Regions from separate parts of the Mus musculus genome. Here region 1 is linked to region 2. Evidence: chromatin loops called from intact Hi-C (ENCODE). Cell type or tissue: left cerebral cortex. All regions are shown on one strand. Each heading gives the region's core, and the rest is flanking DNA. Links, peaks and the distances in the headings are about the cores only.

Evidence for each region. A loop is a pair of places that touch in the nucleus more often than their neighbours do. Peaks named below come from ENCODE experiments on the same cell type or tissue, not always from the same donor. Only the 100,000 strongest peaks of a DNase experiment are listed, where the experiment ranks them.
Region 1: it touches region 2 in a loop (2.2-fold over the local background); 2 of 42 quality-filtered maps call a loop at or near these places.

The regions. Positions count from the first base shown.
Region 1 is chr3:100,483,315-100,488,687 of GRCm38, reverse strand. The region is part of intron 1 of Tent5c (terminal nucleotidyltransferase 5C); the gene reads left to right. Among named protein-coding and RNA genes, the nearest start is that of Tent5c, 3.2 kb to the left of the region's middle. In left cerebral cortex, for the core only: no CTCF peak of the experiment used is centred there; DNase peaks (open chromatin) are centred at 710 and 2,781; H3K4me3 peaks cover 635 bases.
Region 2 is chr3:100,356,780-100,362,152 of GRCm38, reverse strand. No RefSeq gene overlaps it. Among named protein-coding and RNA genes, the nearest start is that of Gm25802, 56 kb to the right of the region's middle. In left cerebral cortex, for the core only: a CTCF peak has its summit at 2,985 (motif pointing left); a DNase peak (open chromatin) is centred at 2,968; H3K4me3 peaks cover 329 bases.

The sequences.
Region 1 (5,373 bases), core at 172-5,171, 130 kb before region 2:
CAGCGGTCGGGGCTAAAGCCTGGCCGGCGAGGGGAGGGCAGTTTCCTGGGCTCGGTGCCCGGGATGGCGGCTGAGATCCTTCTCCCTTTGGGACTGTGGACACCCAGCGCGGCCAAATGATCGAAGCTGCGCGTCTCTCGGAAACTTCTCGAGAATTCAGCGGCTGTGAAACCTGGTTCCTCCCCTTTGGGGATCGAAAGTCGCTTACTGCGTAGGCTGAAAGCCATGTAGTCAGTCCGTTGACTCTGATAGCGGTGCTGTCGGTGGCTTAGAGGCGCGGCTCCCGGATCGTCCGGGTCAGGGAACTTCTTTAGCGCAGTTTGCGAGGAGGGTGAGAGCCTTCTCCATAGGAAGAAGTTGAGGAACCTGCAGTACCAGCTGGTAGCCTTTACACCTAGCGCGGGCAGGCTGGAGGGCAGGAGACCGCAAAGTCCTGGAGGGCTGGTGAGGAAATGCCTAGTTGGTTTTTCAAGAACGCAAAACTTCCACCAGCATCGATTGTCATCCCTAGGTGGTCTAGGCCTCTTTTCTCTCCTCTCAACCTTTAATGTGGAGAAACCGTTCAGAGCCCGGACCCAAGTCTTAAGCCCCTCCCTCAATTGAGGATAAAGTGCTTACAACGAAAGATTTAATAGACTTACTGATTTTTTAAGAATAGCTGTGTATGTAATAGTTTGAATTATGACGAGTTTGGTGTTCTGGAAATAAAGTTAAGATGGTCAAATCCTCCTAAATTAGGTCCCCAGCTGCCCCGCTACTCTGGGAAGGAGGGTGACGGTGGCCATTGCTGGCTACAACAACTTCCACTGTAATTTGCTTGGCAAGGCAGCGAGGGAGCCAGAAAGCTAGCCAGGCAGCCAAGAGGGTGGTAGGAAGGCTTACCAAGAATTCTATCTTGCTGGAAGTCACCAGAGGTGTGATTGTTTTTCCACATCTTACCCCGCAGTCGAAGGGTGTGGGGTGAGGAGTAACGAAGAGCCACTTTTCTCTCCCAGCTGCTACAGCTGGACCACCAGTGGTCCTGTCCTCTGCTGGCCTTGTTTGTGGGGATGGAGGGCTTAGTATCTTAGTATCCGGATCGGACAGCTGAAACCTTCTCTCTGAAGAGACACTTTGGTTTAAGAAGCTTTTAGATGGAGAGTTCGATGTGTGGAATAATTGTCCCAGGATCTGCACAGGATGTTGCTTACTATAGTTAAAATTGTGGGGGTTGTTGAGCGATCTCTAGACTGTTACTAAAAGAAAGGTCCCGAAGTTTTATGAGTAACTTTAGTGTGTGCACCTAGAACAAACAGTCACACTCTTTAGTCTGAGTTTCTCCCATAATACCTACCTTGTATCTAGAGATTAAGTTTGTGAACTCAGAAGGGAGGACTTGGCTCCTGGCCTGTTGGTCTGAGTGTGAGTGGAGTGCCAAGGGCTCGCTCTCCAGCTTTTCCAGCTCTGCTGCAAGTATAGCTACCAAGCTTTCTGCAGGACTTCCAGCCTCTGCCCTCCATCACCAACCCCAGTGGGGATGCATCCCCCAGTGTCCAAGGGCAGGCAGATTATACTTGCTTTGCATTGCCCATGGGAAAGTCCAGGAACCACTCAGCAATGAAAGCAATTTAAAAGGGGACTGTTGAGCCCTGTTGTACTATTAGTTAGGCTCAGCTGCAACAAAACTGGAAAGCTGCATTGAATGTTTCCTTTCTCCCTCCCTCCCTCCTGCCCTCCCTTCCCAGCTTCATCTACTAAGTAGTACCCTGTCTCTATCTCTCTTCTATGCTATGCTGTCGTAGAATCAGCCATGGAAGAAGGACAGCCTATATTATTAAGAAAAGCTGTAGAAGCAGAGATGGGCTAAGAGTTAAGATGATGGCTAGGGGGTTCTTATCTCTTTCCTGGCCTCCTGGACACTCTCTCCTCTCTCTTCTATCTCTCTCTGAATGTTTGGAGATTAATAGGGAGTGAGTCAGAATCTGAGGTGTTTCTTGGTTTAAAACTAGTCTGTTGGTTTTTTCTCATTATTGAGGTAACCGGCGAATAGGGGAGATGCCTTCTACCATCCCACTGTTTTGACTGTAGCTGTTGAAATCGTATTATGATGGCACCAGCTTTTCCATATTTGACGACGTGCTTGTGAGTTTAAAGCTACTTGAGAAAAGCTGACCTTCTAATTTCTTGAACCTGAGGTTTCTCCCGCTTTGTAACCTTTTGACTGGATGCGTTCATTGAAAGGGAGTTTTGGCTTAGAGTTCAAAAGGTTTATAGACAACATCTTTACATAACTCAGCTTTGTAATGGGAGTCTTCTGAAGTGTTTCAAATTAATATTCTGTACAGCTGGGCCCTGGGAGCTTGTTCTTGAAGTGTTTGCAGAGCGTTTTGAAACAACAGGGGGAAAAAAGCCCTTCCTATGAAGAAGTAATTACTGACACGAAGCAGCTCTGTGTAAGGGTGTTTTGTGGTTTCAGAGCATTTTGCACTGTGGTCCCTTTTTCTTGGATAATGGAGGTTGGGTCAGAAGGTGCTTCCTAGGTGGTATGTGCCAGGTGCCAGCCAGGCAGGCCAAGGGAATGATAGGCGAAAGGCCTGCCTGTGGAAGAGCTTTAGAGGTGAGCTCAGCTGGCCTGACTTTCTGATATACTTGAAGAACTTGTTTTTCTCTCAGTTGTCCTTGCACGTGGACCCCAGAAAAGTGTGGGTTTGTGGTCACTGCAAAGTCCTCACCCCTGCCTAGAAAGTGCATGCATGGCCTTGTGTGCAGACATGCGTCTGTCATGTGAATGCACACTCTCTCTGCTGGGTGCTGCCTGCTGTTCTTTGCGCAGGCGGAAGCATGCTTGAAGTGGCTGTCCTGCTGGATCAAGGGACTAGATGGAGCTTGCTTTCTGTGTCAGGAGCGCCTGGTTTAAAAGGCTGGATGATGTCTTGATCTTTTCAGTGAAACCTCTGTAGTGTAGGCTTGGAGCAGAGGAAAGGTGCCTGCATTGACCAACAGCTGAAACTCCTAAGGCTGGCCGGCTTCTAGCCCCACCCCTGAGCACCTCAGCCCTCCCTGTCCTCCCAGCCCCAGCTTGCTCTCTCTCTCTCTCCCCTGTGTTCACTCAGCTGCTTGCTCTGCTGACTCTTTCGTTTTGACTTTTTTGTTTCTCACTGTCCTCGCTGACCTGGTTTAGAGGGGACTGTGGACAGGAGCTAGATGAGAGCATCAGCCCGCCTCCCTGGCTCTGGCCAGTGCTCAGTCCTGTGTACTTGGAGCACTCAGCGCCTAGGATCTGCCCATCCCTGAGGACTCTAACCCTAACCCTAACCCTAACCCTAACCCTAACCCTAACCCTAACCCTAACCCTAACCCTGCCTTCCTCCAAGATTGTTATTTCCTGATGCTTTTTTTTTTTGCTGTCCCATGGGCAGGTCTTCCTTAGCTGGCCTCCTTTGCTGTGCAAAATACAGACTTAGATATTGGGAGAGAAAAAAATAAACAAAAAACTGAACACAGTCCATTCCCCCTGATCTCTGTGAAGGCTCTGATGGATCTCTCCTCTGAGAGGACTGCTTCACCATTCACCATACATCTCTCTACTCCAGTGTGTTATAGGATTTTTTTTTTCACATTTTCTTGTTTTTAAAAATTTAAAAATTTTAACATTGAACTGAAGGGCATTGTTGTTGTTGTTGTTGTTTAGCCATCCCCCATTGCCTCCTTGTCCGGCCCCATCATAAAAACTGAAGAAAGTTATCCAGGGATTATGAACCATCCCCCCATCCCACCCAGGATCCCTTAGCTTCCATACTTGGCCTTACAGGATGAGACCAGGTACCTTCTCTGTGGCCTGTCTGTCTGTCTCTGACACCCCTCTCCCCCCCCCCCCCTGCACTATGGTGACCCCTGCCCCTGTTTGTCATAGTTAGACATAGTCAGGCATCAGGACTCAGCAGCTGCCTGAGGCGCTAGTGCTAGCATGTGGATTATGGGGATATAGAGGAAAGAGTAGGGTTAAGAAGACACACGGTGTTTGCTCTGCCTTGTTCCTCTAGAAGCCAGCACCGCCGCTGCTGCTGTGTCCCATTCCAGACTGTTGTAGACTTTGTGCTTTTTCACTTGCCTCTTGTAGGCTGCCCCTCACTGGGGGGCACCTGGGCACTGATCCAGACAGACCCCTGACCACTTCAGGCTTTCATTTCTTTATTGTTAACTATGTAGCAGACAGAGTCAGTGCTGACCCAGAAACATATGGGACCAAAAGCCTGGTAAAGTTAAACAATAAATCGATTTGTCTGCTTAACTATTTTAATAATCTGTGCAAAACATGTAAAGGAGATATTTTCTTTCCTTCCTTTATATCAAGTCCTTGGAATCTATGCTATATTTTGTATATACTATGCACTTGTCTGAACCTTCTACCTTTCGAGAGCTTGTGGTTACTGTATTGGGTGGTGTGAGTCTGGCCCATGTGAGCACGGTGTTTTACTCTCAAATCCTGGTTCTCTGCATGTGAGAAGCAATAGTAAGCTATGCAGAGTTACTGGAGAATGTATATAGGCTGTATGCTCTGTGTGGGCAGCGATCTCTGTCTCCTGCCTTCAGGTCCCAGAATCCTAGGAGAGAGCTTACAACACAGTAGGCGCTTGGGTAGCTGAGGAAATGTGAGGTGTGGCTCAGTCCCCACGCTGGCTTATTGATGAGCACCCATCCTGTGAGGCAGATTTGACTCCTCAAAAATAAAAAAAGAGCCGGGTGTGGTGGCGCACGCCTTTAATCCCAGCACTGGGTGGCAGAGGCAGGTGGATTTCTGAGTTCGAGGCCAGCCTGGTCTACAAAGTGAGTTCCAGGACAGTCAGGGCTATACAGAGAAATCCTGTCTCGAAAAACCAAGAAAACCCAAACCAAACCAAACCAAACCAAACCAAACAAACAAAAAAACACAAACAAACAAAACAAAACAAAAACAAACAAACAAACAAAAAACCAAAAAACCAAAAAACCAACCAACCAAAACCCAGGTTGTTTGCTTCTCCATTTCTTGCTCCTGTTTTAGTAGGTTGTTTTTTTTTTTTTTTTTCTTCTTAGAGAATAGCTGGAAGAAATATAGATGAAATCTGAGATTGGCAGGGGACCAGGGCTGATTTTTATTAACAGTTAAAATTTGCCAATCATTTGTCATTAGTTAGAACTTACCAACAATTAAAAATTCAAACAAACATGCAAGAGGAGTGAGCTGTCAAGGTGAAGATGTCTGGGATCTCTAGTGACAGACATTCTATAGGTAGTCATGCTGGTGAGCTGGAGTCATGGCTCATGCGGCTCGACGCTGATAGAGCATTACCTTTCAGAAAGTTGTTGCCTGTGTAAGTATTGTGCTGTGGGTTTATTTCTCCATGCAGTGTT
Region 2 (5,373 bases), core at 133-5,132:
GGCCTCTTTCACTGGAATTGTGTTAAATGAGTTAGCAAAGCCCTGGCCTTCACTTCCAACATCAAAGAATGCATTAGTGGTACCCAAAGGGGAAGCATTTTGGGAGGCAGTGGCTGTATTATTTCACAAGTTATGAACACAAGGGATAGCGATGCTGGGAGTATCATGTAGTATTCCAAAGAGTAGTGGTTTTCAAAAATAAAATCCCATATAGCACTGTGCTAATTCAGTAGGAAATCACAGCAGTGCTGCTGGAGGTGTGGGCTCTCTACAGCATTCTTAAACACTTACCCGCTTCTGAGCTCAATAATCTATGCAGCAAGACAAACCTTTTAGAAGACCCCTTTCCTGAATCCACAAAATTTAGTGTATGAGGATGTAGTGTAAGTATGTAGTTTCAACACAGCTACATTACTGCCAAGGTGAGAGCATGCACAGGTAGCTATTTACAACTTCTGAGAGACACCTGGCCAGATCAGAAAGGGACAGAGAAAGCTCCCTGGTGGAAGGAACTTAGTTTAGAAGTATGCATGGAGTTATCAGGTTAAAAAAATGTGGCTGTTTTCAGGAGAAAGAGAATGTATGAGTAGAACTTTAAAGTGGTGTGTGTGTTTGTGTGTGTGTGTATGTGTGTGTCTGTGTGTCTGTGTGTCTGTGTGTCTGTGTGTGCTTATACCACAAACAGAGGAAGACCTCCTTGGACAGATCACAGGAATGGATGAATCAGATGAGCTTCCCTGTCCCCCTCACTGTCTAAAAGAGCCACTCATGGGTGTACACTCAAATACATATACCTGTGTGCACATGTTTATGTGTGTGTAGGTGCATGTGTATACAGGTATGGGCATATGTGCTCATGTGTATGGAGACCTTGTGTGGCTTGTTAACATAACACTGATTGAGCCATATTCACAGCCCTTAATTTAAGACTTTTCCTAAAACTGACTTTGGATTAAGGAATGCAGGAATATCTGCTGGAGAAACAAAGTGAGGACCAGGCGATGTTGAGCCCTGTTGAAAGAGAGCCTTGAGTATGATCCTTGGTAATGAGCTTGGATGTACTCTTAGGCAGTGGATACCATAAAAGATTTCAAATTGGAGGGATGAAATGACGTAGCTTATATTCCAGATCCGTGGCACCATGTGTGATGAACCTTTAACATTTAGATCAAAGGCACATAGTGGTGATGCATGGCAGAGACATAAAAAGATGAGAGACAATCCAGAGCAGGGTGGGAGGACAGGAATGGACTTGGGTCCTTCGAGGGGTTTACTCGGATATAGGAGACAAGTGGAAGGACCCAGGGCTCATAATGAGAACATGAAGGATAGAACTGGACAGAAGAGTAGACGATGCAGGGACAGCAGATGAGGAAAGATGAGGAGATGGAGGCCTTCCACAAGAGCCAACCAAAAAAGGTGCCAAGAGGAACCTGCTGAAGAAGGAAGAATCAATCATACCAGTGGGGCTGTCATGAAAAATCAAGACAAAGTTTCAAGCAAGAAGCTGATAGCGTCTGTGGGGCTGTGAGAGTCTGTTTGATCCAGTCAGGAGGACCAGTTTGATCCAGTCTGTTTGATCCAGTTGAAGGACTATTTGAGCCCTGAGCCACATTGCAGAGAATGGAGGGGCAGAGAAGAATGTACGGGCAAGACGTAGATGGCTCTCTGCGGGTGGAGGGGCTTGACAGTGAAGGACGGTGGAGGTTTAAGGAGCAGCTGTGTTGAGTGGGGAAGCTTTTGAGAACATTGAGACACCTGAGAATCTGTTTATAGTGAGGGAAAGACATGCCAGGGAGCTGCGTGAGCTGTCTTTCAGAAGTGCTAACAGTGGCTCTCAGCCTTCCTAATGCTGTGACCCTTTAGTACAGTTAGTTCCTCATGTGTGGTGACTCCCAACCACGAAATTATTTTTGTCTCTACTTCATAGCTATAATTTTGCTATTGTTATGAGTCAGAATGTAAATATCTGTGTTTTCCAATGGTCTTAGGTGGCCTCTGTGAAAGAGTCATTTGACCCCCAAAAGGGGTCACAGTCTACAAATTGAGAACCACTATGCTGGAGGAAGGCATCTTCCTGCTGTTGGTCCCACTGAATACAATGACATCGTCAGAGATTCTTTAGTGTGCCCACGACTTACTGCTCTTCCAGGCTATGCGTGGCTGTATGTTAAGGGGGAGGTGTGGGAATCCAGACAGACCCAGAGACCACATTAACTTAACTCTGGAGCCCCTCGGGATAGACACAATTCTCAGGCCAGCAACCTGCTTTCCAAGGGTCTCTCTGGTGGACAATCCAGAAAGGCCACTTCTTACCAGTTTCTAAAATGCTATTTATTTTCAAGGTCTATTACTTTAATTCAGTTTCATTCAAAGGGGTCAAATGTCTCCTGGGTGCCTTCTGAGCCCAAACTTGCCCAATGATGGGAACACTACTCATACCCTTAGAAATGCTGTCTTTTGTAGGTGTTCAGCTTTTCGGGGATAAAAAGATAAATTGACATAATAACCAAGTTACTGCTTTCTAAAACTGTTTAGACCCCCCCATACCGCCCTGATTCTAAGCTCCTCCATTCACTTAGCTTAAGTAGCAAGTACAGGCAGTCCTGGGTTGAAAATCAAAAAACTGAGATGAAGGAAGCTTGTCTCTGCTTAAAAGAACCTTACAGGGAGACCGAGAGGGGGTGCCCATTCTCTGGAAGTCTTGATTGTCATGGTCAAGATTCGGATGGGGAGAGCAGAGAAAGTGCTGACTGACCAAACGTGTCTGAGAAATATGGGAGAGGGTGTCATCAGGGAAAGCTCCCCAAGGGACCGTTTGGAGTAGAGCTTCAAAGGGCTGTCAAACGCTGATGTTCAGTAACTGCGTGGGGACCGGGGAAACTGGCAGCTTTCTTCTAGGGCTGAACCTGAACATACCGGAAGCCAAAATACTTGCAAGCCCTTTGTGTCCTGAGAGCCTGCTGTCTTTCTGCATGCTGACACCTAGTGGCTGTGTACATTTTTCACACTTTCTTAGAATGCTCAGGCTCCTCTCTTCCCCCTCCCTGGTTGTTCCAGTTAAGGAACTAGTGGACCCCTGATGGCGGACAGGGATGCCTCCCATAGCCCACAGCCTGTGAAGCTGGGACTGGACTAGAATCTCACTCCCTGGACTCCAACATCGGATTGACTCTGATGCAGTCCCCACCACAGCCAAGCTCTCACCATTGTTACAGAAGGTCCAGTAGGTCTCACCTGAGTGTGCTGGGACATTTCATGTCCCACTTGCAAGGGTGGGGACATTTTAACATAAAAGAAACATGGAAGCTAGTGGCTTAGCCAAAGAGAAAAAAAATGGGGTATTTCCTTCTCACCCCATTCCTACTGGTCCAGCCTTCAAAGACCTATCTCACTTTTGAGTAAACATGGTTAAGAGATGCTAACAGAGTGGATGCAAATTGTTAGCTTTTGGTATTGGGAAGCCAGAATGCTATGAGAGATTGGAGGGAGAGGCCTCTAAATTCATTTCTTTCTACCTATAGCTGCTAGAAGAGTAAAATCATTATTGAGTCTCAAGGGCAGTGGGTTCTAAAAACACCTGTCAGCTGTTGCATCTCATAGAACAGTGTATTCAAATATGGTTCTTTGTTAGAGCTGAAAGTTTACATGTCAAGTGTTTCAGAAGCTCACCTGGCACTGCAAAATCTACCATGGCGTCAATGTCCTTGCTAGCAACCATCCTGGCTAATCTTCACACATCACCGTGTTATGAGTGGTCATGTTGTCTTTCTGTTATATGTTTTGTATTAACGACAATTTCAGGCTATTAGTTTGTGCCAGCAGTTAGTGAAGAATAGATCTTAAGGAGGATACAGTAAAAAACATAGGGCTAGCAAGACTAATAGAATTGATACAAACCACAGCAGCTAAGGAGTGAACAAGCTCGAGGAAAACCTCTCCATGGAACAATAGCTTGAGAGAGAGAAGGGCTAAAACACGGATTCTAATATTTGGTCTCAGTGGCCCCATCAGCTTGGGAGAGAAAAGGTCTACCATTTATCCATCCTTGAGGGAGCTCCTGACATTTCATATGTTCATGTGTAGCATACTGTCAGGGAGGCAATACTGAGACTCATAGTGTTTGTTTTTCCTGAGGTCACATATGTATTATATGACAGTGATGCTCAGTGGAACAATGAGACCTAAATTATTTCACTGGTACTTTAATTCGTTTATGTCTCCAAGGCTGGGTTGTCTCTAGCCACTCTTGTTTTTTCTTTTTTTTTTCCATGTAGTATGTGTGTGTGTGTGTGTGTGTGTGTGTGTGTGTGTGTGTGTGTGTGTGTGCACATGCGCGCGTCTGTGCATATATGTATGTGAAGGCCAGAAATCAAGCTCTTTATAGCTGTCCCCCTTATCTCCTTATTTACCAAGACAGGATATTTTACTGAATGGGAAGTACATGGATTGGCAGGCAGGGTGACTAAGGCATCTCTAGGGATCTGTCTGTCTGTCTTCATTTCCTCAGTGCCAGGGTTACAGAAGTGTGTCACCATTCCTGGCTTTTTATCTGGGTTCTGGGAATCTGAACTCAGGTCCTTATGCCCACAGGGTGAGCATGTAACCAACTGAACCTTTTTCCCACCTTCCTCTCCCTGTTATTTGTTTCTTTTTGACATCCCCTACATAAAGGCTATTAACATGAAGGAAGAATGGTTTCTGGCTGGAAGTAAAGAAAGCTTATCTAGGTAACAGTTCCTGGAGGGGCCTGGCCATGCAAGGCTGGACCTTCTTATCTTCCAAATTAAAAATTCTGGGTTGCTTCTGAATAACTCATAATTGAGGCTGGCATCCTGGCTGGTGATTCTAGGCACTCTGGGGAGTGCTAGAATTTCTTCTTGTACCCATCAAGCTGAATTTACAGCAGGGAGAAGGGAGGAGGTTGGGGGCTGCTTCTGATTAGCTTGCATCTTCTGCCAAAGTTATATGTCCTCTCTGTGGGCAATTAAGTGTTTCTCACGGACCCACCATCTGGGTTCAGCAAACTGGGGAGTGGCTCTCTCTCCACCCTACCTCACTCCAAATCCAGAGGCCAAGCAGCAAGACTCAGAATATCCAATCCTTTCTCTAGCTCCCATTTTTCCTTACTTCTCGGGATAATGGCTGCCTGCATAGCCCAGTCTGGGGCACAGTCCACTCAGTGGTCCTGCAAAGAGTCAAGAAACCACCACAATTACTTTTGCTGGAGCATGAATTGGTGACTTGAAAGACAAAAAGAACTTCAACTTCAACTTCCCCGGTCACTTCCAAGAAAGAAGTTTTCAGAGAAAAGAGTCCTGACTCACTGAGAGTTTTCAGAACAATTTATGTCTTGTCATTGTTTCTTAAATG